Linked DNA regions of Homo sapiens: regions 1, 2 and 4 are each linked to region 3. The links are chromatin loops, found by intact Hi-C in ENCODE. Cell type or tissue: heart right ventricle. All regions are shown on one strand. Links, peaks and the distances in the headings refer to the core of each region. The heading gives the core; the rest is flanking DNA.

The links. Hi-C counts contacts between places; a loop is a spot of excess contacts. Peaks named below come from ENCODE experiments on the same cell type or tissue, not always from the same donor. Only the 100,000 strongest peaks of a DNase experiment are listed, where the experiment ranks them.
Region 1: a loop joins it to region 3, with 2.4 times the contacts of the local background. A loop is called at or near these places in 12 of 110 quality-filtered maps.
Region 2: a loop joins it to region 3, with 4 times the contacts of the local background. A loop is called at or near these places in 37 of 110 quality-filtered maps.
Region 4: it touches region 3 in a loop (8-fold over the local background); 37 of 110 quality-filtered maps call a loop at or near these places.

Annotation. Positions count from the first base shown.
Region 1 is chr11:114,435,059-114,443,025 of GRCh38, reverse strand. It overlaps REXO2 (RNA exonuclease 2), which reads right to left and starts at 3,559. Exons shown (of 7, transcript NM_015523.4): 1 at 3,351-3,559; 2 at 2,287-2,370. The coding sequence starts at 3,497. In heart right ventricle, for the core only: a CTCF peak has its summit at 3,570; DNase peaks (open chromatin) are centred at 3,035 and 3,665; H3K4me3 peaks cover 2,828 bases; H3K27ac peaks cover 2,767 bases.
Region 2 is chr11:114,750,383-114,758,349 of GRCh38, reverse strand. It overlaps a transcript of NXPE2 not described here. Among named protein-coding and RNA genes, the nearest start is that of NXPE2, 76 kb to the right of the region's middle. In heart right ventricle, for the core only: no CTCF peak of the experiment used is centred there; no DNase peak of the experiment used is centred there.
Region 3 is chr11:114,276,731-114,284,697 of GRCh38, reverse strand. It overlaps a transcript of NNMT not described here. Among named protein-coding and RNA genes, the nearest start is that of NNMT, 16 kb to the left of the region's middle. In heart right ventricle, for the core only: a CTCF peak has its summit at 3,914 (motif pointing left); DNase peaks (open chromatin) are centred at 3,867 and 4,537; H3K27ac peaks cover 1,316 bases.
Region 4 is chr11:114,758,925-114,766,891 of GRCh38, reverse strand. It overlaps a transcript of NXPE2 not described here. Among named protein-coding and RNA genes, the nearest start is that of NXPE2, 84 kb to the right of the region's middle. In heart right ventricle, for the core only: a CTCF peak has its summit at 4,265 (motif pointing right); a DNase peak (open chromatin) is centred at 4,261.

The sequences.
Region 1 (7,967 bases), core at 1,461-6,460, 160 kb before region 3:
TTATATAAACATACAAAATATCAAGACAATACATAAACTTGGAGTAAGAAGGAGCAATAGAACAGGACAAAAATCCAATAGTTCACTACACACATACTTTGGATAGTTACACTGTTTTAACAGTATTTTTATATTTAAAAAAAAATTAAAGAGGTAATTGTTGATATCCAAAACACAAAGTAGCCCTCAAATTCTCAGCTCCATTTCATAGAACATCCAAGTATGAGTCTCTCAGATAAGTCCTGGCAGTTAACAGTAGCTACGGCATTAAAGCAAGTCACCTCAGCTTCTCCCTCTGTAAGATAGTGATAATAATAAACTGTACCCCTTCCCTCATAGAAATGTTAACAGGATAAAAGAAATTATAGATATGAGCTCTTTGAACTCTCTGATAGAAAAGTATTCCATAAATCCAAGGTATTATTACTACTAAGGTGGTAAAAACAGTTCACAATCACTGAAAGAAATGGCTAGAATTTAATTAAAATACGCCTGACATCCTACTACTAAAAAGGAGATTTAGCCAAACAAGAAAACTGGTGTTGGTAATCTCTGCGAAGAAACAAAAAATTTTGCTTGGATAACAGATGTTTTATGATAGTCACGAAGGAAAAAGAAAACCCAAACCTATGAAAATGAAAAAAAATACTCATACTATTAAAAAAAATACTAACAATGATGGAAAAATCAAACTACTACAAACTATTTTAGATCCCTATTTAGCAAGCCAAGGGACCACACCTACAGAAAAATTTTCAGAGTAGGATGCCTGCTCTTCTACCAGCATAAAACATTTTTCTCAGACTCTTATAAAAGAATAAAACATACTGCAGAACTGATAGCCCCTAAGCTTTTTTTTTTTTTTTAACATCTTTATCCTCATCTGACTTAGTCCATTTACAAATGCTGCATTCATCTGCAGCTGTGTGAATACATACCCAAATTTCCTCCAGGGTACATATCAACCTACGGGTCCATTAAACTGTCAGTATTTCACATTATATCAACAGTCTAAAGGAAACACTCTTCTTCGGCCAAGGGTAAGTTAGACTGGTAAAATAAAGACACTTCTCTTCACTATTGATCTCCAATAAATCCCAAGTAACAGAAAAAAACAACCAAATCTAAAACTCAGGGCTTTATTTATACAAAGTTAAAAAAGTTGTTATGATGAGAAGTACAAAGTCTCATGATTCTCCTACAGTTGATATGTGGGGAGGATAAGCCTGGTACTCCACAAACGCAGTCATTAATCTAGAAATACGTCCTCACCTCTTTTACCTACACAGCAAAACAAACAAAAGTGTTAACTGCAGATTTACGAAATGTATCCAGTGCCAGTAACATATCAATGCTACCCTCTAGGAACTTATTTTAACAAGACTCTCTTTTCCACAAACATCCCTACTTTGTTCCTATTCTGGAGTTTCTGGCTCTGAATACTGCTGACAGTATAAAACAGAATTATTCAGGGTCAGGGATTTCACCCCCTACCAGATGGTGTCACATCCTTATTAAATGTTTCATGAGTGGCTGAAATGCAGCAGGTGTGTTTTGTTTTGCTAAATGTTTCAGTTGGAAGTAGCATGCAAAAACCTTAATCATGCCCAATCTGTCAACAACAGAACACTTTACGGGTGTGCACTAACAGAAATTCTAAAATCTTAATACTGATCTAGAAGAATCACATGTCCTAGTTGAAAAGGCAGAATTGTAAATATGGAGTCAAGTTAAAGTCAAGGTTATGATATAAAGACGCAAACATTGGCACGAGTCACCAAATCTGATGGGAGGACAGCTGGCTGTCCTACTTGTTAGGAGCACCTTACTGAGACAGCCTGAGTTAAACTCTTGGCTCCCCCAGTAAACAGCCACTGGGACCTCAGACAAATTACCCAACATCTCTATGCTCAAGTGTCCTCATCCATCAAATGAGCATTATAACAATAACTAACTTATAGTTGCTGTGAGAACTAAGAACAAAGACATATAAAGCACACAGAAACTGTAGCTGGCATACAGTAAGCGCTCAGTAAACGACAGAATTTATGTTTCTGTAAATTTCTGGCATGGTTAATTAAAAAATAATGTTTAATTTTTAATTTTCACTAGGCTGTGAGATGGATTACTTTGGTTCTAGTACCACCCCTACCATGACCTAGCACATTACCTTAACCCATATAGACCTCAACTTTCTTATTTTTTAAATAAAGAAGCTGGAAAAAATGATGGTTATATTTCCAGTGCCCTTTAAAAAGTATGACTGTATTACATGGCATCACGTACTTCAGCCAAAATGTTGAGATCAGAGTCAGTTATCAGACAGGCCATCTCAATAATCTGGTCCTTCTCAATGTCCAATCCTGTCATCTGCAATTAAAAATAAATATATAACACACACAAAGCCATCATTCTGGCCTCTTTTACCCAAGTTTATTTAACAGGAATTCCCTCAAACATAGTCAGCTTGTAATCCATAGCCGAAACAGAAGAGAAAGAATGCTCCTCGGGCAACTACTGAAGGTACTAAACACGAGTCCTCGTTTATTCAACAAACATTTACCAAGGGCCTGCTATTTGTCAAGCACTGAGATTCTACTCCGGGACAGATGCAAAGTAAGTAAAACTGAGTGCTGACATCACTCAGTTTTGGAAGAGTTGGATAACTACCACCACCACGTCTCTGCAGAGTTTACAAAGTTTTCACATTAATTACACCACTGGACCTTCACAATCTAATGGAAAAACTACTGTTATTATCCTCACTTCATATAAACTGAGGCTCAACGGTGGGAGGAGCCCTTGTTTCGGGCATGGAAAGCCTGAAGGGATAGGAACTGGGTTCTGGTCTCAACTCAGACTCTCACTAACAGCACGACCTTGAATGAGTTGAATCCTTTCTGTGGGCCTCAATGTTCTCACTTATGGAATGAGGGGTAAGGCTGAGTCATCTCCGGAGTCCCGTCTGGCCCTAACAACCTAGGGTCCTTTAAGGATTTAGTTGGGGGAAGCTGGGAACAGAGCCGCTGCCCCCGCCCCCACTCCAGTGACCCAAGCCCAGAGACGCCAGAGCGTTAGGAAAAGTCCACATCTGGGCGGAGGGGTAGGGAGGAGAAGAAGCCACACGGAGGACTCCTCCCTTGTGGAAAGAAGCCCTACAGCGCAGCACGGCGCCCAACACCCGCAGGACTCCTGCCTCCGGACTTGCCCTGCACCGCCCGTGGCCGGCCGCGCTCACCTGCCACACCTGAGACCCAGACCCCCAACGCTCTCCCAGGACGGGCTCGACTCCTCGGTTCCACGAGCGAAACCTCACTCGCCTCCCCAAGCCCCCCGCCGACCTCACTCACCTCCAGGTCCACCCAGACCATCCGCTGAGCCATGCTCTCCCCTGCCGCCATGGCTGCGCCACCTTCGCGGACACCTCGGGCCCCGAACCGTCCGTGACTCCCACCTACACCCCGCAACAGCCTGGAGCCCAGGGAGCCGCCTAGCATCACCCGGGACCAGCAGCCACGGCCCCAGTCTCGCAGCCGGCGCTGGCGCAGGCGCAATAGTCGCTAAACGTCGCAAACCCACGGGGAGGCGCACGAGCTGAAACCACACGTCCCAGCGTACGGTGCGCCGGCTCGCCCTCAACAGCCTGGCTTGGCTGCCGAAGGGAATGATGGGACTTAGAGTCTCACCTGCGGTTGCGACCAGATGCCCCACCCCCGCCACGTGTTTTTCTGGTGTTACTGGACGCGCTTGTTTTTCACTGCTAAGTTTGTTTGCTTCCAGGAGTTATTTCCTGAGTTTTGGTTAGTTGTAACCGCGCAGTTAAAAAAGAACTCTTACTTTGGTTGGTTGGAAAAGAGCTGATTATCTCTGTATGACATTTTTTTCATGTATATCTTTCCTTCTTTGCATTTCTTTTTCTTTTTTTACTTACCTGCCCCTCTATTCCACAAACTGGATATTTTCCTCATTTATTTGGGACCAAGAGGCAGTGTGCTTTTGGGGGCCAGAAGGCCATTAACATTATCATCAAATCATTTAGAAATATTTAAATAAGATCTTGTCTGAGAAATCATTTAGCACGTATCAGGTGTTCAGTCAAAGTTAGTTACCTTCCTTCTTTTTCTTATGGGAAAGCGGTCCAGATCCAGACCCAAAGAGTGGGTTCTTGGACCTCCTGCAAGAAAGAATTCAGGGCGAGTCCATAAAGTGAAAGCAAGTTTATTAAAAGTAAAGAAATAAAAGAATGCCTACTCCATAGGCAGAGCAGGGGCATGGGCGACCGAGTATACTTACACTTATTTCTTGATTATATGCTAAACAAGGGGTGGACAATACCGGGAACTGAGGGTTCTCCGCTTTTAGATCATATAGGGTAACTTCCTAAGGTTGCCATGGCATCTGTGAACTGTCATGGCGCTGGTAGGAGTGTCGTTTAGCATGCTAATGTATTGTAATTACTGTATAATGAGTAGTGAAAATGACTAGAGGTCACTTTGTCATCTTGGTTTTAGTGGGATTTGGCCAGCTTCTTTACAGCACCCTGTTTTGTCAGCAAAGTCTATTGTGACCCGTATCTTATGCTGACTTCCTATCCCTTCCTGGCACTTAGAATACCTAACCTCCTAGGAATGCAGCCCAGTAGGTCTCGGTGTTATTTTACCCAGCCCCTATTCAAGATAGGGTTACTCTTCAAATGCCTCTGACAATTTGGCCAAGGATTATCCCTTATTTCTTATGAAATGCGGCCTGCATTTCAGTTCACCTATTAGGTGTCTGCATGATGACAACTTGCTACTCTGTTCTTAAAAGTTCTCAAAGTTAAATTTCGTCCTCCTATAACAAATCTATGCAGCAAACTAACTTAAAATGAACTAAAACAGTTCTGCCTGCTCTGCCATCTTCTTGGGCTTTGATCCAGGTGTCTTTAATCTCCTGCAATGACTGCTATAATGTCTATCATTTCTAGGAGTCCAGGTGGCCAGCATCAGGACCTTTAGGCCCTGGAGTGTCAAATTTTGTGAGTCTCTTAAATCTTGGCTATTCAGTAACAGATTTGTGGCAGAGTGCCGCTTTGTCACAAATATCAATCTCGGCTTTGAATTATAACCTCTATGTATTTTTCTGAAAGCCATATTGCTACTCATTACAGAGCTTGTGGTCCATCCTACCTGGTTTTATGAGAGAGAAACTTTGTTGCCTAATAGGAGCTTTAAGGAAAGTGTAGGGTACTGGATTTCACCTTCTACTGATTTTGTGTACCCAACCCACCACCTGCAAGGGCCTAGAGAAACTCTTTGAAGGGCCATCAAAAGGTATGCACAGATTATACACATAAAGACTTACTGTGCACAATGCGTATATATTTTACCTGCATTGCCTGATGTCGCATTGTTTTACTATACCTTTTTACTCATTTGTGGCCTACTTTATGAAAAATGGTGTGCATTTCTTCTTTAGTTTTTTCTTAGCTTTAAACTCAATTCATAGAAAGTAGAGTCAGTTGAGGCCAGGCACGGTGACTCACACCTATAATCCCAGAACTTTGGGAGGCTGAGGCGGGCACATCACGAGGTCAGGAGTTCGAGATCAGCCTGGCCAACATACTGAAACCCCGTCTCTACTAAAAATACAAAAATAAACTGGGCATGGTGGTGCATGCCTGTAGTCCCAGCTACTCGGGAGGCTGAGGCAGGAGAATCGCTTGAACCCAGGAGGCGGAGGTTGCAGTGAGCTGGATCACGCCACTGCACTCCAGCCTGCACAGCAGAGCAAGACTCTGTCTCAAAAAAAAAAAAAGTAGAGCCAGCTGAAGTACAGAAAACTTTATCAATTGGGCTTTTTATTATCTTCTTAAAGTATTATGTATTTAAAATTTTAAAGAACACCATTTTTTTCGACTTTACTACTGGAATAATGTTTCTAACATGACATGGCTAAGGACACACAAACCCTTCCCTCTTTTGAGAGATAACTACTTTTTTACATATTTTTTAATTTTTATTTTTTAAATTGTGATAAAATATAGATAATATAAAAATTTACAATTTTAGCCATTTTCCACATAAAGTAGGGGTCCCCAACTCCTTGGCTGCAGATCGGTGCAGACTGGTACCAGTCTGTGTCATGTTAAGAACGGGGCTGTTCTGCCAGAGGTAAGGGGCGGGGGAGCAAGTATTAGCACCTGAGCCCCGCCTCCAGTAAGATCAGCAGTGGCATTCGATTCTCATAGGAGCACAAACCCTGTGTTGTGAACTGTGCATGCGAGGCATCTAGGTTGCGTGCTCCTTATGAGAATCTAACTAATGCTTGATGATCTAAGGTGGAACAGTTTCATCCTGAAACCATTACTCCCCCACCCCCATCCATGGAGTAATTATCTTTCATAAAACCGGTCCCTGGTGCCAAAAATGTTGGGGACCACTGGTATAAAGCATGGTGGCATTCAGTACATTCACATTGTTGTGCAACCATCACCACCATTTATCTCCAGAACTTTTTCATCTTCCCAACTGAAACTCCATCCCATTAAACATTAACTCCCCGTCTCCACCCAACCACCACTCCCAGCCCCTGGCAACCACGATTCTACTTTTTGTCTCTAAGAATTTGACTACTCTACGTACCTCTTACAAGTAGACTTATGCAGTATTTGTCTTTTCATATCTGGCTTATTTCACTTAAACTGTCATCTCCTCAAAGTTCATCCATGTTGTAGCATGTGTCAGAATGTTCTTCCTTTTTCAAGCTGAATAATATTTCATTGTATGTATGTATCACATTTTGTATACATTAATCCATTAATGGACACTCTTGTTGCTTCCACCCTGTGGCTATTGTGAATATTTACATGGTTTTTAATTTTTATTTTTATTTTTATATTTTATTTTATTTTTGAGACAGGGTCTCACTCTGTCACCCAGGCTGGAGTTCAGTGGCATGATCACAGCTCACTGCAACCTCCATCTTCTGGGGCGCTCAAGTGATGCTCCCACCTCAGCCTCCCAAGTAGCTGAGACTATAGGCACAGACCACCACACTGGGCTAATTTTTGTATTTTTTGTAGAGATGAGGTTTTACCACGTCGCTCTGGCTGTCTCGAATTCCTGGGCTCAAGCAATCCACCCATCTCAGCCTCCCAAAGTTCTGGGATTACAGGCATCAGTCACTGCTCCCAGCCCTAATTTTATTTTTTATTGCTCCCTTCTTACCAGTGACTTTCCCAGACCAGTTTTGTTCTTCCCAACTTCTGAACAAAGATCACTGTGATAATCAATCCACAAGTGACCACCCACTTCCCTGGTCCCTCTTTAGAGTTATCCCAAATCGTATCTTTAAAAGTCCTTCTCAGCCAGGCATGGTGGCTCACACCTGTAATCCCAGAATTTTGGGAGGCTGAGGTGGGAAGATCACTTGAGACCAGGAGTTTGAGACCAACCTGAGCAACAAAGCAAGATCTCATCTCTAAAATAAATAAATTAACTTAAAAATTAAAAAAAAAGAATTATCCAGGTGATATAGTTTGGACCTGTGTCCCTGCCCAAATCTCATGTTGAATTGTAATCCCCAGTATTGGAGGTGGTGCCTGGTGGGAGGTGATTGGATCGTGGGTGTGGATTTTCTCATTAAGAGTTTAGCACCATCGCCTTGGTGCTGTCCTCATAACAGTGAGTGACTTCTCGCAAGATCTGGCTTTTTAAAAGTGTGGCACTTTGCTATCTCTTTCTTGCTCCTTCCCTGGCCATGTGACATGCCATTACCCCCTTTGCCTTCTGCCATAACTGTAAGCTTCCTGAGGCCTCCCCAGAAGCAGATGCCATCATGTTTCCTGTACAGCCTGCAGAACCATGAGCCAATGAAACCTCCTTTCTTTATAAATTACCCAGTCTCAGGTATTTCTTTATAGCGGTGCACAAATGGCTTGATATAAAAAATTGCTACCGAGAGTGGACCATTGCTATAAAGGAACC
Region 2 (7,967 bases), core at 853-5,852, 470 kb before region 3:
CAAATCCTTCTTTAGGTAGGAAGCTAGGCCAGATAATACAATATTGCTTTCCAAAAGGGTCATTCCACTCCATTGTCCCTCCTTTCCATGCTATCTAGAGGCAATACTCTTCTAGCGTGAGGAAACAATACTCCTGGGTCAGTGAAATTCACCTAGGAAATGGGACAGGTTAGTGGACGGAGAAGAAGTCATAGTGTCTGTGAACAACTCCAGCACCAACCCAGAATCTGCTCACAAATATTTCCATTTCTCCATAGAATTCACTCTTTCTACACCTGTGGAGGCTGGGAGGAAAAGGCTATTAAAATAGTCAATTCCAGTTAATGCCAAAGGCAATCAAACAAAACTTCCCATGAAATTTTTATCACCATTACTTGCTATTTTTAATAAATAAAAACAGCCCTATATTTCCTCCCCAATAAATCCTGGCCTCCAACCACCCACATTAATCACTTAAAAATGGCCTGAGAACTCATTTAATGTCACTGCTTAATCACTTTATTAAATGCCACTGCTCCTGAATGTGAATATTTGTTTTATCTCATCTCTGACACCTTCCATAGAGTTCTAGTCTAAGAACCCCAACTATTTTTCAAGATAAAATGAGTATCCCATTTGCCACTCTTCCCCATGAAGACCAAACAATACAACTGGAGATGCAACAGAAAAGCAGCTCTTTTCTGCATATTTCTCCTTTGGTTTCACTCACTGAAATCTTATCATAGGAAGTTATTGCTATAGAACAAGGCTGGCCTTTCCAAATCTCTCACTAATGGGGGTAACAATATTTTATCCTGTACATTTTTATTTTTAATTATTCCTTATTCTGAGGAGAGAAAGCGGTATAAAAGTTCTGAAAACTTCAGAAAGAGAGGACACTGAGAGAAAAAGAGGTAAGAAACAGGAAGAAAGAGCTTCTGTTACCAGTAGAAATGTCACCAAAACAGAATTTTTGCTCCTCTCACCAAAACCCAAATGTCACATGACTAGGGTAACGAATGTCTTGCCCTCTCTCGGTGGAGAAAGTGGTAAGTATGAAAGGATGGACAAATACATAATTAGTAAGGGAAGAATCTGCTCTGGAGGGAGATGTTTTTCACTTTAGTTGATATAGTCTTGGAATAAAAAAGAAAACTAAATTCTACTGAGTGCTTCCTGTATGTTATGAGGATACATTTTTTGTAACAAATATTTTTATTCCAAGAATAGAAAATTGATTTATATTTGCATGCCAACACCAATTGATTGGTAATGGCTTGCTGCAATACAGTGTTGAGAAGAACGCTGAGACTTTATCAAGTGCAGCTGGAAAGAGATCTGTGCTAAATTAACAAGGACTATTGTGGACAGAAGAGAGAAACATCATGTCTGCCAAGTCTACTAATCCTGCAGTGACATATTGGTTAATCCATCCAATGCTGCCATGAAAACAAGAGGAACGTAGGCGGTGAACACCCACCAAGACCTCAGCCTCATGTCATCAACCATTACATCTCCTTCCTTATGGAAATTTGAAACTGACATTGTTGGCTGCATATGTTTAAAAAGAATCTTAGAGATCCTCTGCACCTAACCCTTCACTTTATGAATATGGAAACTAGAAACAAAACAAGTAATCTACCTATTATTACTTTAAGGTATAGGTTTTTTTAATGTACATTTTTGCAGATAGTGTTATCTCCCTGTATAAAACTGAATTCTGAGAGGGACACTACAAAATAAACATTTCAGAATGTTATACCTTTATAGTGACATCAATTATATTAATAAAGAAAGCTTTCTTTATGGAGAAAAATTATTGGCCATTGAGGGAATTATACCTATGCTTAAGGATTTAGAAATATAGGAAGAAATCACACTTTAGGATGTCAAAATTAAGTATGATATTCATAATAAAGTAGAAATATTTTATTGTAGAATGAAAACAAGGAGTTTTTAAAAAGCTAATAATTTTACCTTTTTTCATTTGATCCTCACAACAACCTTAATAAAATGTGTTCAATTTTTTCCCTATTTTTCAGGGAACATGTATCATAGAGCTAATCAATGGCAAGGCTGGGACCTGTGCCCAGGCCTGGCTTATACAATAGTTTTGGCTCTTAACCTCTCTGTTCTATCGTCTCCTTCTGTGGCCTTTGGAAAAGAAGCAGTATCTCATTCTCCATGGAATAATAAAGTGAATTCAAAGGCATAACAGAGTAGGAGAAAACCACTTAATGGGCCCAGGAAGAAAGAGGTAACTATCATTGGAAAAAAAATGAAAGAAATGTTATACAGTGGATGTAAGGTATCAAGAGGGACCTGTCTCTGATGTACTGGAATCCAGAATGTGATGGACACTAAGACTTATCACTCTTTTCATCCCCACCATTTTGACTTATTCCTGAAGGAGTAGGGGAGTGGGGAGTGGAGAATGGAGAAGTACTCTAGAGAAGGATACCTTGTCATAAAAGTATGAAACTTGAGGTTCAGGGAGGTAGTATTCTTCATTTCAACTAAGGTTGGGATTTGAGGAGAGAAATCTAATCCATAGTCAGCCAGAGTGGTTTAATTTCTTTCTAGAACAAGATAGATAAGATAGGAGAAAGAGAGAGAGAGAGAGAGAGAGAGAGATGGGTGAAGAGATAGACAGAGATAGATGGATAGATAGATGGATAGATAGACAGACAGATAGATAGATAAATGGATGGATAGACAGATTAATAGATGGGTTGATAGGTAGAAAGATGGATAAATAGATACATGGATAGATAAAGTAAGCAAGCTGTCTGCAAAACTGGTACTACAGAATGGTGTGTGGTTTTCCCAGCTATGGTTTAAGATACTAATGTGTTGGTCTCCTGGCAGAGAGAAGAGCACACATCCAGGATATGCAGGCTACATGGATGCTTATTGATTTATCAAGCAGACTTTATGCTAAAAATAGAGGCAGAAAAAGAAAAACATCCAGAAATGAATCAGGATAGCATCTACAGCAAGAGAAGAAAAAATATCAGTGGAAGGGATGTCTGGTAGTTCACAGAGGAAGTAGTTCATAGTGGAAATGGAAGAAAACTTGCAAATAATAAGAGTGGCCTTAGTACATCCCCCACACAGCCTATGGGTAATAAATGAAGGCATCATCTCTCCACAGGAGCTTACTAACATGCTGTTAATTCTATTTTAGGAAAATCTTTTGATCCTCCAATCTCCAACCCCATTTTTCTGCTCCTCTTCATAGCAAAACACTATGATAGAGTTACCAATTGTCCTTGCATTTTCCCCTGAACCCTTCAGTCAGGCTCATACCTTAATCACCTCACTGAAACATCAATGACCTCCACATTGCAAAAATCTCATAGATCGCAACTTACTTAAACTAACAGTGGAGCAAATATCAAGCCATATGCACTGTTGTAGCCATGCTGGTTGTTTAATATTAAAATATTTCCACATCATTGACAAATAGACACATTTCCAAACTTCTAAGTGCCTCCACCAACCACTGCTATTCCCTGGGACCCATTTCTTACTACCCCAGGATCCAGAAATCAAAGAGTTAATCCAGGCATTGCAGAAGGCCTCCAGGTCCTTGCTCCGACACTAAGGCCAGTTTCTATTCCCATTGGTCAACAGCATATGTACCAGTTATACCCCCTGGAGCTCTCACTCCCTGGCATTGCCATACCCACCACCAGCCCAAGGGCCTGCCTACCCTCCACACACAGCCCTGAGGACCTCTGAGTGGGACCTTCTCTAACACAGCCTTCTGGAAAGCTTCTCTGGTGTCCACTGTGCTCCTGGAATGCCAGCCAGTCCACCATGGCTCTCATGACCCAACCTTAGATCCTGGCTCTAATAGGCTCAGACATTTGTAGAAAGTGCCCCTGATGACACTGGTATTCAAGCGAGCAGATGTCTAGGGCTCATTTAGCCTCTAAAATTGTGACCTGGTGCTTCTGGTACCCATATAGTGTCACTTTCACATGGCTGCACAGTACCATAGCCTCCATGACACTTTACCTCTGAGAGGGTCTGGGAGAGGCAGGGAACACAGGTGGTCAGGAAAAAAAGGATGGGGACCTTGGGGGCAGTTTGAGGTCAGGGATGCCCAGAGTGTGGGTCACTGTTGAATTTTACCTCCATCTAACTGCACAGGCTCACCCAAACCCACCAAACACTTGCCCATCACAAGAATTAGCAACAATAATTTCATTAATAAAAATGAGAATAATCATTATAGTATTTTCTCTATTCGGCAAATATTAACTTGTTTGAGTACCATAATCATCATTATCATTTTCATTTCTACAGATACGACAACTGAGGCACAAAGAAGTGATTTAAAACTTAAATGGCAGAATTAACATTCAAACCCAGTCAATGTGGCACATGGACAAATGCCCTTCACTGCTACAGTACTTTGCATCTTGTTTGACTCCAAAGATCATATTCCATCCAATTAAGTATGATATTCCAAAATGATTTTCTTGATTTAGTTGACAATAAGGGTACTTTAATATGCAAAATCTCAGTAACATCTGGCCTAAAAGATTTGGTGAGGATAGAATGTTCTTAATGTGAATGCTTTTCAATAGAAGCTGAAAGAATTTGGCACCATGATCAATACGATTTAATTTGGCACACTATGTCACCAATGACTATTCATAGGGAACTTTTTCTGTGTTTGAGTTTGTTCTCTTTACGCATGGCTCAGACAGCAGCATCATTTATCTAGTGAGAGCCTCCTCAAATAGACAATTTCTAAAAATTAATAAATGATTTGGAATTTGTTACAATGATTTGATGAATAATTTACACTACAACTATGTCACATGACAGAATTATAACATATTCAGCATAACTTTTTTAAAGGATAAAAGAGAATTTCTTTCAGGCTGTTATATATACACTTTCACATTAATATTTTACTATGCTGATTGTTAAATATTTTGAATATCACTTCATTTTTTTTTCTAAGACAGGGTCTTGCTCTGTCGCCGAGGCTGACGTGCAGTAGAGCAATCACGACTCACTGCAGCCTATACTTCCTGGGCTCAAGGGATCCTCCCTGGTCAGCCTTCCGAGTAGCTGGGTCTACAGGTGCATGCCAGCACACCCAGCTAACTTTTTGCATTTTTTGTAGAGATGGAGTTTCACCATGTTGCCTAGGCTGGTCTCAAACTCATAGACCCAAGGGCCTCTGAAAGTGCAGGGACTACAGGTGCTAGCCACTTCACCCAGCCCACTTCACCTTTCACTAGCATTTGACACTCCTTCCTCCTTAAAACACGTATCCATTTGGCTTTTATGCAACATACTCTTGTTTTCTTTCTTGGTCACCATTGCAAATTCTCAGTTTCCTTTGCTAATTATTCCACATCTCCCCGATCTCCAAATCTTAGTGTGTTCAAGGCTCAGTCTTATGACCTCTTCTCTTACCTCTTTTGTCTTCCTTGGTCTTCTTATCCAGTATCATGGCTTTAAATATCCTGGATACTCGTAAATGTGTACCTCCAAGCTTGCCTCTTTCTTGTACACCATACTAGTATATCCAATTGGTTACTAGACATCTCTACTTGGGTATCTAAAAGGCATCTTAAATTTAATATATCTAAAACTCTGAAACTGCCAGACTCCCACAGTCGTTCCTGTCTTGGTCAATGGCAGCTCTGTCCCTCTAGTTGTTCTAGCCCCAAACCTCAGTCATTCTTGATTCACATCTCATGCCCAATCAGTGAGTCTCCTAGGATCTATTTTCAGAATAGATCCTGAACCTGACTGCCCTTTAGCACCTCCTCTTTTATCACCCTGGACCATGCTATCATCATTTCTCACATGGACTATTTATATTTGCTCAATGATCTCCCTGATTCCACCCTTGCTCTCCTACTCTCTGTTGTTGATAGTGATAAAGGAATCACTAAGTAGTGATTACTTTTAAATATAAGGCAATTTAGGTGGCTTTTCAATTTAAAATCCTCCAATGGCTTCCATCTAACTCAAAATGAAAACCAAATCATTGTAGTGACCTGCAGACCGCTGCATGAACTGACAGTGCACTGCCTCTAACTCATCTCCCGGAAGCCTCTTCCTCCTTCATTTGGCTTCAGCCATACTGGCTTCCTTTCTGTTCCTTGTATGTGACAAACACACTCCTGTCTCAGGGGCTTCATATTTGTTCTATCTGCCCAGGAAGTTCTTCCCTGAAATATCCACATGGTTCTTTTCCTTACTTCCCTCAGTGCTTCCTTCAAATGTTATTGTTCTTGTAACAAATTAACACAAACGTAGCATCTTAAAACAGCACAAATTTATTATCTCACAGTTCTGTAGGCCAGAAGTCTAGAGGTCAAAATGTCAGCAGGGCTATTGCCTTGTCTTTTCCATATTCTAGAGGCTGCCCATATTTCTTGGCTCCAGGCCCCATTCTCCATCTTCAAAGCCATCATCATGGCATCTTCAAATCTCTTTCTTTCTCCGCTTTCATCATCACGTTGCCTTCTCTGACTCTAACCCCCCTGCCATTTTGTAAAGACCCTCATGATTACATAGGGCCTGCCTGGATAATTTAGGATGATCTCCCCACCTCATGATCAAGTGACCAAGATTTGGTCACTGATTCAAAGTCCCTTTTGCCAAGTAAGGTCACATATTTGCAGGTTCCAGGGATTAGGATATGGACATTTTGGGGGGTCATTATTCAGCTTGCCACAATGACTGTTGTAGCAGGCTTTCCCGACTGAAATATTTAAGCTTTTAAATCTCATCCCTCCACCAGAAAGCCCTAACCTCCTTTTCTGCTTTAATTTTCCCTAATGGCACTTAGCAGCTAAAAATTTGTCTGTCCAGCCCATTAAAAATGAGGGTAGGTAGGTTTTGTCACTTTTGTTTACTGATATATCACTGAACTAATATATCTGTGTATAGATATATTCAGTGTCTAAAGGAATACTAGGACACATTAGGAACTCACTAAATGTCTGTTGAATTAGTGTAAAATACATCTCATAAATAATAACATGGTGGAATGAGACTCACCACTGGAATCAACCAACGAATGGTGTATTGTAGAAGTAGTACAACCGTTTGCCAATATTTTGTTCTCTCCTTTTTGGCACATAGAAGCTGCACGTTCTGCTCCTTTGCAGTTGGCTGGGACCACATAGCTAATTCTGGCCATTGAAATGTGACCATAAGTAATGTATATCAAGTTTGATATGAGGCAATAAAAAGCCCATGCATGCTTCTTCGGTCTCTATCCCCTGCTGAAGCAACTAGGGAGTGGTCATTTCAGATAGTATAGATACAGAATGGCAGGACCTTTGACAGCCTGAGTCCCTGAGTGACTATGCAAAACAGGACCTTCACTCCACACCCCCCACCCCCACAACAAGAGTAGGACATAAAATGCCATCAAGAAATCAAATTTTGTTGTATTAAGGCACTGAAACGTTGAATCATTTGCTATCAAAACATAATTAGTCTACTCTGATTAATACAGGCTTCCATACCGAAAGTTGGGAGTCTGTGTAAAAAGCAACCAAATATGTGGCACTGACTTCACAGTTAGATGGCCATTGGCAAGACAACTAATATCAGAGGCTACAAAGGTTGTGATTCATGTTATATTGTAACCAAATATTTAGTAAAACTGTCACCTATGTAACTTGGGAAGTAGATCATATTTAAGTGAAGCTGGCACTCAAGGGGAAAACATAATGTTGGAGTGTTTGTTTAGTGATGTTTGTCATGTTTGGCTAGATACTATAAGAAATAAGCCAAGGGAAGAATTTCCCAGTTTGAAAGCAGAAATGAAAGGAAATGGGGAAATTTAAGAATTAGAACTTTGCAGGATTGAAAAGCCAATTGCTTCTGGACACCATATAGTAAAACTTAAGAGTCAAAAAGCAATTTCAGGATAGATGCCAATAAAATCTTTCAACAAATTATATTACCTAAAGGCAAGGATCAAATCAAGGATATAT
Region 3 (7,967 bases), core at 1,615-6,614:
AAGGTCAGGAGATCGAGACCATCCTGGCTAACACGGTGAAACCCCGTCTCTACTAAAAATACAAAAATCAGTCGGGTGTGGTGGCACATGCCTGTAGTCCCAGCTACTTGGGAGGCTGAGGCAGGAGAATTGCTTGAACCCAGGAGGCGGAGGTTGCAGTGAGCCAAGATAGCACCACTGCACTCCAGCCTGGACAAGACTCCATCTCAAGAAAAACAACAGCAACAAAAAACAAAAACAAACAAACAAAAAAAACCATGTTGGGGTGAAGGTGGTTGAGGACTACTTGGAAAGGAAAGCAATTCCTGAGCCTCAGCCAGGACCAGTTTCCATAGTCCAGCCACGAGGTGTCCAGGCCTGACCTACCCCTCCTATACAGTTTGTAAATTGCAGGCAGATGGCATCCAGGGTGATAGGGCCTTTGGCAGAGCCAGGTACCAGCAGTGTTGCTGTGGCAGGTGGCCAGCTTGCTGGAGATCCACATCTGCCTGGCACAGAGAGGCTGGAAATCAGGGTGGAGCCTCCCTAATATCCTGCTGGCAAAAGCTGAAAACCTGAGTGGCTTCTGTGCTATCTGCACTATTTTGCTTTGTTTCCTTTCCTCCTCGGCTTGTTGCTCCTTTGTCACATGCTTACTTACAAAACTTACTGGGACCTGATTTAGGGCTATCTGCTCTGTTCCATTGATTTTTCTTTGCTTCCTACTAATTACTGTAACGGTACGATACCTATTTAGGACATCTGTCCTATCACTACTAATGCTATACAAATATCAAGATTATGAAGTTCACTCTTCTCCCTCTGTTTATTACCTATGTAAAAAGCAAATCGTTTTATGTTCAGGGTAAAAGATGTTAGGACTAAGATTGGATCTTGTAATTCTCTTCTTCCTTTATTGTTTTGTTTAGTTTAGTTTTTGAAAAAGCATGAGGTCAGGTGGTTAAAAGAAAATGCTTATTAAATTGAAAAAAAAGCAACAAAGGCAGAATATAAGCTTTTTTAAAAATTGAGGATAGACGTAATAACCTCATGGAAATAAGATTCTGTAAAGAAAACTAAGCCTCGGAAGTAAAACAGCTGTGATTGTCAGTCTTCAATCTCTTGTCAAAAAGCTTTCGGAATGAACTGAGAATCTGTACAGTGGAAGGAAATTCACTCATATGATTATATTTTCTTCCTCCCCTTTTATTTTCCACTCTCATTTCCCTTTCATAGACAACCATCCCAAGGTGTTTGATGTCTATTCTTTATGTGCATTTTGGTAAAATGTGTGCTGCTGCTGTGTATGCATATATTTGTATTTGCATCATTTTCACTATGCATTAAAGCCCTATCACATTACGTGTGTATGTGACCCACTGCTTCATGCCACTGCATCGTTCTTCATGATTTGCACCCCTCATTTATTTATCCACACCCCCAGGAGCAGATACCCAGATTGTTTCCAACTCCCCAACACAATGATTCCAGAGACATCCATGTCTCCTTCATATAGAGACCTGTGTGAGAATTCCTATGGGGGGCATTCCCAGTAGTAGAACTGGTGAATCCTAAGGTATCCACATATTTAATTTGAGTAAGAACCACCAGATTGCCCCCAGCAAGGCTATACCAGTCTACACCCCCATCAGCAGTGCATGAGGTTCCCTGTATCGGCACACCCACTCCCATCCCTACCATCAATTTTTAGAATGATCTGCTATACTAATTTTTGCTAGTCTAATGAGAATAAGTGAAGTTGTACACTTTCTCTGATGAGTTTGAGCACTTCTAAACATGCATATCAGTATCAGTGAGATAAGCTAAGTGATGTAACAGACCTCAAACCTCAGTGGCTTAACAAAATAAATGTTTGTTTTCACATCACAGACCATGATGGCAGGCAAGGGAAGGGTACTCCCCCAGTGGTCCTTTCGGCACTCAGACTTCTTCCATTGTGTGGCTCTAAGGCCCCAGAGCCTTCCATTGGATTCTCTTCATCTAGCCCTCAGAGGAGGGGAGAGAGCTCTCGGAGGAGATTGGAATGCGAGGGTTTTGAGGACACAGCCTAAGTAGTGCCATACATTAATCTGTTAATATTCTTTGGGTCAGAATTCCATCACATGGCCTGAGGCAAGGGGGCTGTGAAATACAGCCTGGATGTGTGCTGAAAAAAGGACATGCAAATTGGGGAGGAGTTAGACAATCTCTGTCACAAAATGCTTGCTAGCTTTTGGAGTTTCCTCTTCTATACATTTCCTGGTCATATTCTTGCTCCTTTTTGTCTTTAGACTTTTTCCTATTGTTGATTTGCAGTAGTTCCTTGTATATTCTAGAAAATATCTGTCCCCTGTTGGTTTTATTCACTGTAAATATTTCTTCCAGTCTGTCCACCTGATCACTTTGGCAGGAATCTAATTATCAAGCAGGAATCTAATTTTTTTATTGTTTTTGTATTTGTTTACAATTTTGGGGTATTTGTTTGTTCGTTTGTTGAGACAGGGTCTCACTCTGTGGCCCAGGCTGGAGTGCAGTGGTGCAATCACAACTCATTGCAGCCTTGACCTCCTGGGCTCAAGCGATCCTCCCATCTCAGGCTCCTGAGTAGCTGGGACTTCAGGTGCATGCCACCATGCCTGGCGTTTTTAATTTCTAGTAGAGTGGAGATCTCACTACATTGCCCAGGCTGGGGTTTATGATCTTAACCTCTGGATTCCTCTTGAGTGTACTTCATTTCAGGCACAGAAGTCTTTAGTCACTTTACCTTCCTTTGTCAATTTCCTCATCAGTCTCTAGTTCGCACAGGAGTCACTTGTTCAGGCACAGTGAAGAAGACATTCCCCCAGAGAAAAAGGCCTGCCAGAAAGCTAATTTCCCTGCCTCTAATTCTCTTTTTTGGCATCCAATTTCCCCTAATCCTGTAGTCCCTAGCCTAGAAAAACTCAGTTCTCCAAAGCCCCTGTGGAAATGTGCAAACCTGTTCAAGAAGCCCTTTCAACTGGCTGAAGAGGGAGACAAGAGCCAGCTCATGGAGTGTGTATCTATTAAAATGGTTGCAACAGTAAACAGTGCCAAACTGGAACTTTCTCAAACACACTGGAACTTCTAATCCCTCTCATGTTGTGTCTTGACTTTGATTTCTTGCTCACACTGTCTGACCCTTTGCCTGAAAAGCCCTCCCTCCCTTTGCTTGTCTAAATTCTTTTATCTTTAATAGTCAGCTTGGGCATGAATTCCAGGAAGACTTCATTGACCTCCCTCCACCATACCCCCAGGGCTAGGTTAATGGACCTCCTCTATACTCCCCAGTGCTCTGAACATCTCTCTCTCACTAAACTTGCCACATTATGCTCCAATGGCCACTTGTCCACTAGAAGGTAAGCTTTTTGGAAGAGCCTGAATCCCATTCATCTTTGTATTCCTCCCACTTGCATGGGCCCTAACGCACGGATTGGCCTTAATAGCCATTGAACGGATCTAGTGAGCTAATTGTGCCCCATCTGCTGCAATTGGTCCTACTGCCCCAGCTTCGTGGGTTTTAAGGAGGTTTTTACTACAGCAGAGAGAGGCTGGAAGAATTCTCCTCCAGAGGCCAGCTAGTGTGCCCCTCCCTCGGTCTGTCATCCAGGCAGCATATGGGCTAGCCTACGTCCCTAGTGGGACCCTGGGCCAGCAGGTCTGGGTTGGCTTTCCTGGGCCTCAGCTTCTGTGGTGGAGGTGAGGCAACATGTAGAATACATGGCCGGGTGGAGGTCAGGGCACTCTGCGCTGGCTGCGGCCTTCCTCTTCCTGGTTCCCTCATTCAGTGGTCAGGATCTGGGAGAACAGGAGTGCAGGCTGCCGGCAAATGAGCAGGCCGGGGACAAGCAAAGGAGGGAAGAGCCCTCCCACCCCACTGGCCCTGCAGCCCCCAAGCTCAAGACTTGGCTGCCCTCTTGTGCCCAGAGAGTGAAAGACAAGGGAAATAATCCAAAAACAGGTCTTGGTCAGGTGCCTGCAGCCATCCTGCTGTCCTTGTTCCTCCTTTTCCCAAAGGGCACATCGCAGAGACACACATTCAGCAGGATGACCTGCCTTGTCCCCAAGAATGGACCACCCACCCCAGTCACTGCCTGTACCTTCCCCTGAAGGTCTGAGTACCTAAGACCCTTCTCTGGAAGGGAAAAAGGAAGGGCTTGAAAATGAATAAGGGGATTCTCTGGGGCAGGGCGGGCAGACAGGGTGTGCAACAGGCAGGATCAGCTCCTGTCTGCCTGTAGATTCTGCTTTCAGAGGTGTTCTCTGCTCCACCTTTGGAGAGCTCTGGTCCAGTGAAAGGGTGACTACTGGGCTTAGCACCCTTGCCCTAGGGGCTCCCGGCTCACACACCACCATCTGGCTGTGTGAGCCCAGCCCAGGTCTGTCTATCCCAGGCACTTGTACTCAGCCCTCCCTCCAGCCCTCTGCCCCAGGTACTCTCCACAGTGCCATTCTTTCTACTTTTAGGGCTTCTCCCATTCTGAAAATCATGTCCTCATCTTTATTTGTTTATTTTCTCATTGTCTGCCTTCCCTTCCCTTCCCAACTAGAATGAGAGCAGGGCCCTCCCTGTCTGACTCATTCTCCATGGCCTCAGAATGCAGAATGGGGCTTGGCACATAGCAGACTCTCAGTACATGTTTCCTGATCGAGGTTTCCCAAACACGCTCAGCATCCTTCCGTGACCCCACCTTTGTCACGTGGCTTCTTCCACCTGAAACACCTTCGACGCCCTAGTCCACCACCACCTTCATCTCACCACCTGCCTGGCAACCTGCTAGTTCCTGTTAGTTCAAAGTCAGTGTGGACATGTTACCTCTTTGTAAAGACTCCATTATCTCCCCCAAATTAGGCATTTCTTTCTGTGCGCTCTCACCTCCTATAAACTGCTGCCACTACTGTCTGCAAGCCCAGCGAGGGCAAAAATTGTTATCCTCACATTCTTAGTACCTGGCAAATGATATATGAATACTTATTGGTGAAGTCTGATTGCAGGGGCTCCTAGAGCCACGCCTGAGCTACCTTCCTAGCACTGTCTCCTTCTGCTCTGGCATAGGGAGCCCACCCTTGAGCCAAATGAGCCAAATGAAACATCACATCATTCACCCAGCATCTTCCTAAACTCCCCTTGGATGGGGTTAACACTCAGCCTCTAGTCCCATCTGCTGCAAGCTTCTTCTGGTATCCAACTCCTGATCTGACCCCAGCACCATGCTTTTAGCAGTGTTGTTTCCTCTAGCAGGAATGCCTTTCCAACCATCACCCTCCTTTAAGATTCATCTTCGCTGCAGCTTCCTCCATGAAGTCTTCTCCAGTTCCCCAGCAGGAACTAATCCCTCCCTCTTCTGTGCTTCCCATCATCCCCTTGTATTAGAATTAGCAAATTCTGCCTTGTAGTAGAGTCCCATGCCTACTCAGTGGGGACTTAATAAAAGCACGCTGTGTGTTTTTTAATAAATTCAGTGAATTGTAAGCTCTTCACTGTCACTAGCCACGCCTTGTACATGTCAGTATCACCCTCTCTCCCGTGAGGCCAATAGCAATACCTACTCACACTGGGCCCACGTGTATATGGTGACTTGAGGATCAAAGGAGCCAATAGTCTCCCAATGTGAATGTTCACATAACTAACACCAGGTCCTTAGAAGAACCTATCGCAGGACACACACCCTCGTCCTGGGTGGCCCAGGCTGGTCCATCCTACTTTATGCAGCAAGGGGAGCACCAGGCAACCCAGTCTTGCGTAGGGCACCTGCCCTGGAAACCCTGCACATGTGCCTGGCTGCCTTGTTCTTTGCCTTATGCCTTCCCATCCCATAGCAGCTTTCTGGCTGCACACTCCTGTGTACACTTGGAGCTCCCCTTGGAAGGAGTTAACACTCAGCCTCTGGTCCCATCTGCTGCAAGCTTCTCCTGGTATCCAACTTCTGATCTGACCCCAGCACCTGGGATACAACCTCATTCATCACCCATGTGGTGACACCACTGACAGATCTAGCCACTCTCCACTACCTGAATCACCACACATACATGTGCACACACTCACATATGCACACATAATACACACACACACACACACACACACACATGAGTATTAGGTCCACCTCCCACCCCTACCAACAGTCACCTCTGGTACTCTCTGCCTGCTTGGAGCACTGGCCTGTTCTATCACACCAGGTGCCCAGAACATTAGTAGTGCCTTCTAGGGACAGTGCCACAACCTTTGTACCTAAGTACAAAGAGAACATTCTTGATGTAGCTGATATAATTTGGATATTTGTCTCCTCCAAATCTCATGTTGAAATGTAATCCTTAATGTGGGAGGTGGGACCTGGTAGTAGGTGTTTGAGTCGTGGGAGCAAATCCCTCATGAATGGCTTAGTGCCATCCTCACAGTAACGAGTGAGCTCTTTCACAAGAGAGCAGATCGTTTAAAGAAGCCTGGCATCTCCTCCTCTCTCTCTTGCTCCCTCTCTCGCCGTGTGAAATGCCTGCTCCTCCCTTGCCTTCCGCCATGATTGTAAGCTTCCTGAGGCCTCAACAGAAACTGAGCAGATGTTAACGCCATGCTTGTACAGCCTGCAGAACCATGAGCCAAATAAAGCTCTTTTCTTTATAAATTTACCCAGTCTCAGGTATTCCTTTACGGCATTGCAAAATGGACTAACATAGCAGCCAACATATTTCTTCTTTTAGTAATGGGTAAAGGGTAAGGTAAAAACTACCGATGTCAGAACTAACGGAGAGAAAAAGAGGCAGAGTAGGTGCATGAGGCAGAATGTGGTCAAGGGCTTACGTGTTGCAACTATGTTTAGCATGAGGACCAACCCTGGGCAAAGGTTCTGATGCTGAGCTTAGCACTGAGCTTTACAGAGTACTCCACAAATATTTGTTGAATGAATCGATCACTTACCTGCCCACCACCCATGCCTATCAACAGTTACCTCTGGTCCTCTCTGCTGGCTTGGAGCACTGTCCTGTTCTACCACAGCCTTAGTAGTGCCCTCTAGGGATAGTGCCACAATTACATCTAAGGTTCTTTCACTTTTCTTGAAGTTCACCTAACATAGTATGTTATTTCTTCTCCAGGTCTCAGCATGTGGGAATTCCTGCTCTTCACCCCTCAACCCCATTCCTTCACGTGGCTTACCCTCAAATATCCTTTACATCTCACCAATGTGCTGCTACTTCCTTCAAAAAGTCTTTCCCCAAGTACCTCCTCCCTGCCTCAGACTGGGTTAGATGGTTTGTGTTGGATCAAGAAAGAAGACAGCTTATCCAGCTCTCTTTAGAACCACTCATTTCATGCATATATATAAAGTCAGCCAAAACTCTTACATACCACATCACACACATAATTATTTACTAAGTGCATTCCTATTATATCTTTGGGGTCTTACGATAACCCTGGGGATAGGTATTATTATGTCCATTTCTTTCTTTCTTTTCTTTTTCTTTTATTTATTTATTTACTTTTTGAGACAGAGTCTTGCTATGTCGCCCAGGCTGGAGTGCAGTGGCAAGATCTCGGCTCACTGCAACCTCCACCTCCCGGGTTCAAGAGATTCTCCTGCTTCAGCCTCCCGAGTAGCTGGGATTACAGGCATGAGCCCCAACGCCAGCTAATTTTTGTGTATTTTGTAGAGATGGGGTTTCACCATGTTGACCAGGCTGGTCTTGAACTCTTGATCTCAGGTGATCCACCCGCCTCAGCCTCTCAAAGTGTTGGGATTACAGGCGTGAGCCACTGCACCTGGCAATTATTTCCATTTCAGAGATGAGGAAACTGAGGCTCTGAGATGTTAGTGACCCACCAAAGGTCACAGAGCAAGTAAGTCAGAGAGCCAAAGAGGAAAAGCCATGTCTCCTGATGCGGAAACCTCTGTTCTTCTCATTTCATGGGGTAGGGCTGCAGTATTCGCAGGGGTGAGGATGGAGGTGCTGAATGGGCTCAGAAGTTGTGTGGTGAC
Region 4 (7,967 bases), core at 2,346-7,345, 480 kb before region 3:
CTCCTAAGTTTCTGCTGACCAAAGTCATGTGCCCAGCACTGTAGTAGTTTCCATGTAGCACTTCAAAGAGATCATGAGTTAATTGGAAAGAAAAGAATAACATATATTAAATAATTCACTAGCAGACTGTTTGAGACTGACTCTAGTCACAGTGAGATGAGGAAAACTTCAGCATGAACCTGAACACTGAGAGGCACTTTCATGGAGAAGGTAGGAACTGAATAAAGTCTTAAAGGCTAAAGAAATGCAGGAAAAAAAAGAGGAAAAGAGGACAAGAAGAATGAAGGGGAAAGAAGGAACAGAGAAGGGAGAGGGAAGAAAAACTTGGGGAAAAATAATGAAGGAAAAAGGGAAAGTGTGGGAATAAAGCAAGGAGAGGAGTGAAGAGGAAGAAAAAAGCCAGAATAGAAGAATTAGAGCATTTCTAGAGAAAGAGGCTGGAATTAAACTAGGATGGCTTACCTGGAAGGCTGTAGATGTAGAGTCAGTGAGTAGTTGGATGAAGCCAAATTATATTCAAAGCTAGGGAGTCTAGCTATGATGCTTCCGTCAGCTGGTTCCTAATAGGGGATTGTCATGGAAGAAGTTTTGATTTATAGCAGGTGGAAGGGCAGCTTGGAGGGAATCAAGAACAGGAAGTACAAAGCCCAAGTCAGAGCTCTCTGTGATCTAAGCTATGTTCATAACAGCCTGCATTGCAAGATGAACAAGGAAAGGGTTCATTTGAGGGAAAATCATAGAGCCTTGGAATATTAGAAATGAAAATGGGGAATGAAGAAGAATAAAATATCAGAAGATCCGATAAGATTCTATCAGTCTAGGAAACTGGAAGAAACATGGTGTATTGAGGGAGAAACATGAAGTGTTTGGAAAAAGGAAGTGTGATGATTTTAAGTTTGAATGAGTTCATTGGAGGTGATGGCCAGTCACTCAAACAGGAAAATCATATAAGCAGTGGTGATGGTGAGGTTAAAATAGCAAGGACAAGGCCAGGGCTGGAGAGATGTACTGTAGGTGACAGTCAGCTCTCAGAAGAATTGGGCAGAGAGGCCCAAGGAGAAGCACTAAAGAAAAGTCCTTGGAGAATCCTCACAAGTAAGAAGGCAGGAGAGAAACAAAGCATTAAGGAAGACAGATAAAGTGTAATCTCAGAGGATAGGAGGAGAACCCCCCAAATCAGGTATACACAGATGAAAGTAGGAATGAATATCAAGAGTGAGGGAATGATCAATAGTGCCATACTGCAGAGATCAAGGATAATGGAGTGGAGAGCTAAAATGGTTGTAGGTATACCTCAGAGATATTGTGGATTTTGTTCCAGACCATCCCAATAAAACAAAAAAATCACAATAAAGCAACTTACACTTTTTTTTGGTTTCCCAGTATATACAAAAGTTATGTTTATACCATACTGTAGTCTATTAAATGTGCAACAGCATTATATCTAAGAAATGTATGTATCTTAGTTGAAAAATACTTCATTGCTGAAAAATATCAACACAGAAACTTGGAGTGAGCACGTGCTGTTGGAAAAATGGCACCTGTAGACTTGCTACACACAGTATTGACACAAATTTTTATTTTGTAAAAAACACAATATCTGCAAAGTGCAATGAAGTGAAGTGCCATAAAAAAAGTATGTCTGTATTTGTTGGAAACAAATGTCAGCTTGTATGAAAAATGAGATTGGGATGTCAGAGGTGGAGACATTAGCAAAGGCCATCAGCTTAAAGAGTTCACCAGGAAACAGGAAGAGAGGAAATTAGGAGTTATAATAGGATCAAAGATAGGACTTTCTGAGATACAGAGATTGGAACACATGGAGAGAAGGAGGCTGAAGTTGTAAAAGATGGAGGAATGAGGTACACCTTGTGGAAGAAAAATCCCAGAAGGAGCAGGGGTCCAGAGTTCACGTGAAGCAGTTATCTTTAAATGAGAGAAAAGAAACCTCTTTCTTTGAAAATAATGGAAAAAAGTCCACTCAGACACAAAGCTTTTATGAGGTGAGAACGAGGTACATTAGATGTTCACAAAGATGGCTTTAAACTCCCACTGATCTGAAATGGCCACGTAGCATGAGTGAGATAGAAACTTTTGATGGTTTAAGTTACTGATATTTTCAGATTGTTATTGCATCATAACTTAGCCCATCCTGACTGAATACAAGGAGAAAGTTGCCTCCTGAGGTTAGTATAGAAGGGAGGGATTGGGGTTTTAAGGAAAGAAGAGGTATGAAATAAAAACTGAGTAACATCCAAGTGATTCAAAACATACTTTTCTCAACATGTGTTCTGAAAACTTTCAAACCTACAGAAAAGTGTAGAAACTAGTGTAATGACCACCTATAGACTCCTCACCCAGACTCATCAGTTGGTAACATTTTGCCACATTTGCTTTATCTTTCTTTATGTAATGTATGTAGAGGCGCACACACAGAAGCCTCTCTTTCCTTTTTTTTTTTTTTAAAGAAAACTATTTGAAAGTAAGTAACAGACATCATGTCAATTCACTCTGAGAATTTCAGCATGTATCTTTAAGAACAAAGACTCTTTCCTTTAGAACTGTAATACTACTATCATGCCCAAATAATTTAATATTAACACAATAACTTTATCTTGCATACAGTTCTATATTAAAATATTCCCAACTGTCCTTAAATTTACATCTAGCTATCCCCAAACCCCCATTTATGATCTCAGCAAGGATCACATGATGCATTTGATACATATATGTAAAGAAGGAAAGCAGTAAGGTAGGGTGGGAAGAGTTCGAGTAGCCTGATTCTAATGAGCTATATTTGCACCATGAGGAAACAGGAGTTACTAGGTATAAAGTGACCTACTTGCTTGGAGAGCAGGGACCTTTCCCTGAGATTACTGGTAAATATGACATGGTGGTGATGATGACGTTGATGATGAAAAGCAAGATGAATGGTGCATAGCATCAAACGAAAAAATGACACTTTTCAGATGTTAATGGACTGATAAAGAAAAATTAGAAATATGATTTGGCAATGTAAAAAGTAATGCTAATTAGACTCTTCATACCCTACCAAAAATGTTTAATTACCATGCATTAAATAATCAATCATTAAATCAATGTGAAATTAATTTGTTCTAAGTTCTCTACACATACATGCTCAATTTGCAAGTAGCATGGTCAACTCCTCCCAACTTTAATTAATTAGAGCTGGCACTGGTGATGGAATATTTATTTATGGACCAGGTGCAATTAAAGAGGAATGGGCTAGGTTCACTCTAGAAATGCTAAGGGGAATTTAAGATATGAATGCTTGAGACACCTAGAATCTCAGAGCCAGATGTGACTTTTGTGATCATTTATTTCAGTTGATCCCTTTATATCATGGGGATCTGAAAGTTATAATGTGAGGTCATGTGCTATTCTCAGTATTTCAAAATAGCTAATGGAAGTGTAGATTTATTGATGATAAGGCTGCACAGGCTAGATAAAACATCAGGGTGTTTTGTTTTGCTTTTGGCTAGAATTATATTAACTCCTTATGATAACAGCAGTTATCCTCTAACCAAATACTCCAATTAGCAGTTAAATGTATCTTCTATGAAAAAAAGAACAAAAAATTAATTTTACTTTAATCAGTGAGTTTGTTAGAAGAGGGATTTTTTCAAAACAAGGGGAAAGGACAGGGTGCTGAGGGAACAAATAGTAGAAGTCTTTCTAGTAAAAAGATAGAAAAGCACTATTCTTGCCCCATAATTTTATTTTATAGAAGATTGCCCATATGACACAGACAAGTTTATGAAGCTACTTAATAGAAGCAATTAACAGCAATCCCAGCATATCAAAGGCTAGTTGAGGAATAAATGTAGTGAACTAAAAGTAGAATGTCCCCAGTGACAACAAATTTGAAGCAGGAAAACCAGTCAGGAGGCTGGTGTGGCATCCCAGAGCCATGACGTTGTCCTAATTTCAAGCAGTAGATGTTGAAGTCACGATGAATAGGCCTCAGTGACTGATGGACACTGGCTTGGGGGTGTGAGAATGGAGGGGAAGGGAAGGAAGCACCTCAAATGACAGTGGGGTTTCTGACTGGCAGCTTCTGAATGTGCCATTTGTTGAGGCAGAGGAGAAATATCATAGAAAACAAATATTGGGAAATGACCTCAGAAGGCCTGAGAAGGCTGAGATTTAAAGACTGGCTTCTGTTTCAAAGGTGTCCAGGGAATCTTCCCAGCCTGCTCTCTAGTCATGTGCCAGCAGGGAGAAGCCTCTGCGGAAGGCAGACGCCAGGGGTCAGTGCAAGCCCAACTTCCCCATCTGGAGTGCTGAAGTCCCTTTCCTTCAGCGTCTGTTCATTACCAAGAGAATTTAGGAGAACTCTAAACAGCAGATTCGTTTATGATAGCAGCATTTACAAGCAGTTGTAATTATGGTGTATGGAAAACAATTATTCCCTACTAAAATTGCTCTTTTAATTTTCTCTTATTTGTCCCACAGTGAATGTTAAATAAGCCTCATTGCCTCACAGACTGTCTCGGATATGTGCACGGATGTTCCTAAATATCAGGCTGTGAAAGACACAACATGTTCTAACCTGCGCATGCACACTCCCACACACACATACACACTCACATCACACATTACACTGACAAGCCCCGGGACAAGCATGCATAGGTACCCCATGCCACTTCCCAACCCAGGCCCATCTCATGCAACCTCCTCCCCATCCACCTGGAAAGCACCTGCTCATCTTCCTCAAGAGTCACCTCTTCTATAAGCCCTTTCCCTCCAGAGCCCCCAAACAGACCTGGCTACTCCATCCTTTATGCTACCATGCCCTCTGAGCAGGTATTTCCCCCTCTGGAATGTCCATTTACTTCTGAGTTTACACGTTAGTCTTCACACATGAGATCTTAAGTACCTTGAAGGCACGGGCCTTATCTTATGCATTACCATTCCCCAAAGCTCAGCACATGTAAAAACTTAATAAATCAGTTTTCAGTTAAATAAGTGAATAGTTTAGCATAAAGAGGCTTGGCGGCCGGGCGCGGTGGCTCACGCCTGTAATCCCAGCACTTTGGGAGGCCGAGGCGGGTGGATCATGAGGTCAGGAGATCGAGACCATCCTGGCTAACAAGGTGAAACCCCGTCTCTACTAAAAATACAAAAAAATTAGCCGGGCGCGGTGGCGGGCGCCTGTAGTCCCAGCTACTCGGGAGGCTGAGGCAGGAGAATGGCGTGAACCCGGGAGGCGGAGCTTGTAGTGAGCCGAGATTGCGCCACTGCCGTCCGCAGTCCGGCCTGGGCGACAGAGCGAGACTCCGTCTCAAAAAAAAAAAAAAAAAAAAAAAGAGGCTTGGCTAGGGACAAGGAAAAGGGCAAGGATGAAGACATTTAGCATGCTGGAAAATCACAACCAGGGCCTGCCTCTAACTTACACAGGCTTCCCTAGTGAAGTCATGGGTGTGATGCTGGGAAGTCTGCATCAGACTGAATCGTGGGGTGCCCTGGATGTCAGGCTCAGTGGACAAATAATAAAACACCATCGTAGGTTCTTGTTCTGGTAGTTATGAAAATAACGGATTGCTTTCTCTTTCAGTTCATAGCTGAACGTACTGCTCTCCTAATAAAGGCCACAAAATTGCCTGCTTTCCCAAAATGTTGGTTTGCAAATAGCTTAGTTTTCATATTTTCAACCTCTACCTAGAAAGGCAGGAAAGGCAGTAGGTGTCAGGAGCTGAGTTTGCCTCCTTTCTGAGGACTTCTGTGATAATAAAGCACATTTGCAGAAATGCATTCCATTTCAAAGTATCTGGGATCTTAGTGTGGATGCAAAGACAATGCACCGTAGGAGTCCCTAACTGCACTTGACAAGAAAATAGGTGTCCTTCAAATCAGACCCCTCAGACAGATGGGTGGGGATGAGAAACAAAACACATCTTCATAATCAGAAGCAATGACATTTAATAAAGTGATTAGGCAGTGACAATAAATAAGTTCTCAGGCCATCTTGGAGTGATTAATGTGGGTGGATGGAGGCCAGGATCTATTAGAGGAGGGATGTGGAAAGCTGTTCTTTTGATTAAAATGTGTGTTTGGGGGGTTGAAATTTCAGGGAAGAGTTGTTATTAATTGATTGTCCCTGGCCTTAAAATGGTCTTGATTATTAAACAGCTCTCTTTTTACATTTGGAGAAGGAGTGGGAAAAGTCTCTTTTCACATATGAGGGACAGGAGGAAGGTGCTGGTGCCAAGAATCCTTTGTTGGAACTGAACACCTTGCTGTTCACAGGCACTTTGGATTCTTCCCTGTCCACAGACTCTCCCTTTGTCTTGGATAAATACTTAAGGAGCTTCTGAATTCCTTTATTTGCCCTCTTAACACCAGTGGGCAGAGCAGTGCGGAAAATCCCTGCAGCTTCATATATAAGTTTTTGCTGTTGTTGTTGTTTTACCTGTAACCCTAAGTTTTAATCCATTCAGGTGGCTATAACAAAATATCATAGGCTAGATGGCTTACAAACAACAGAAATTTATTTCTCCCGGTTCTGGAAGCTGGGAAGTCTAGGATTGGGGCACCGACATATTCTTACCTGGTGAAGGCCTGTTCCTCATAGACAATGGTTCCCTTTTGCTGTGTCCTCTGGTGGTGAAAGAGGCCAGCAAGGTCTCTAAGGTCTCTTTGATAAGGGCACTAATCCCATTTATGAGGGCTCTGCCCTCATGACCAAATCACCTCCCAACAGTGCCACCTCCTAACACCATCACATTGACGATTAGGTTTCAATATGTGAATGTGCAGGGAGACACAAACCTTCAGACCATAGCACCCAATGCTAATGAGTGCAGAGAAAAAAGGCCTGAGTTGTCTTTCTCCATCTGCATTTAGAAGCGCCATGAAAAAAAAAATCAAGGGTGTTAAAAGAAGATGCATGCAAGGTTGTGTTAAGCATAGACCCCAGACCCCAAGTACCTTGTTGAAGCAGTGACCCTTAGAAAAATACTTTTGTCCACAGAACTTGAGAATTGAAAGGAGAATTAAAATCTTCTGGACCAGTGATTCCTAGGATTTTGGATTTCATGAACTAATAAAAACAATTTTCTTAAGGCAAGATCTTTTTTGTACATTGACAAATAAAGCAATTAAAGATAAATTACTATCTACCACTGACAAAATTACATAAAATATAAAAATTAGAACATAATCTCTAAAGGACTAAAGGATTTTAAAATGTAATACAGTTTACTCTATGAAAAACTTATTCGGTATTCTAATTTTCCTCATTTTATAGCGTATAGTTTAATTAAACAAATACTACATAACTGGGAGAAAGTTTAAGATACATACAATCTCTGACACTCCAGCAGAAACTGACGCAATAAGGAGAATAATAATAGCTAACACTCAATGAGCATTTACAAGGTGTTAGTTAAAAGGATGTAATAAATCTTACCATGGTTTATTTTATGTGTCTTTTATGTGTCAATTCATTTCATCTTCACAACACCCCAGAGGTGAATATTATTATTATCCCCATTTTACAGATAAGAGACTGAGGTACAGAGACATGAAACAGCTTCCCCACGGGCTCACAGTAGAAGGTGGTAGAGACAGATTTCAAACCTAGATGGCCTGGGTCTGAAGTCTGTGCTCCTGAGCCCTAAAGGAGGCTCCGAGGACCTCCGTGGGTTAACTGGCTGGAGTGGCAACAGCCCAAGACTTCTGTGTGGGTGAAATTGAGCAATCAGCTGGAATCCTAGCTGACAATTAAAAAGGAGAGAGAGAGAGAAAGAGACAGAGAGAGAGTGTGTGTGTGTGCGCATGTGTACGCATGTGCGTGTGTGTTTGCGCACGTGTGTGTGTGCTGTGGAGTGTGGGTGTGAGTGTAGGATGTGAGCACATGCACATGTGTTTCTTTGGATGATTAAAACAGAAATTGGGGTAAAATTGGGGGTAGAAAGAGCCTTCAGTCTTACTAATTGCCGTTT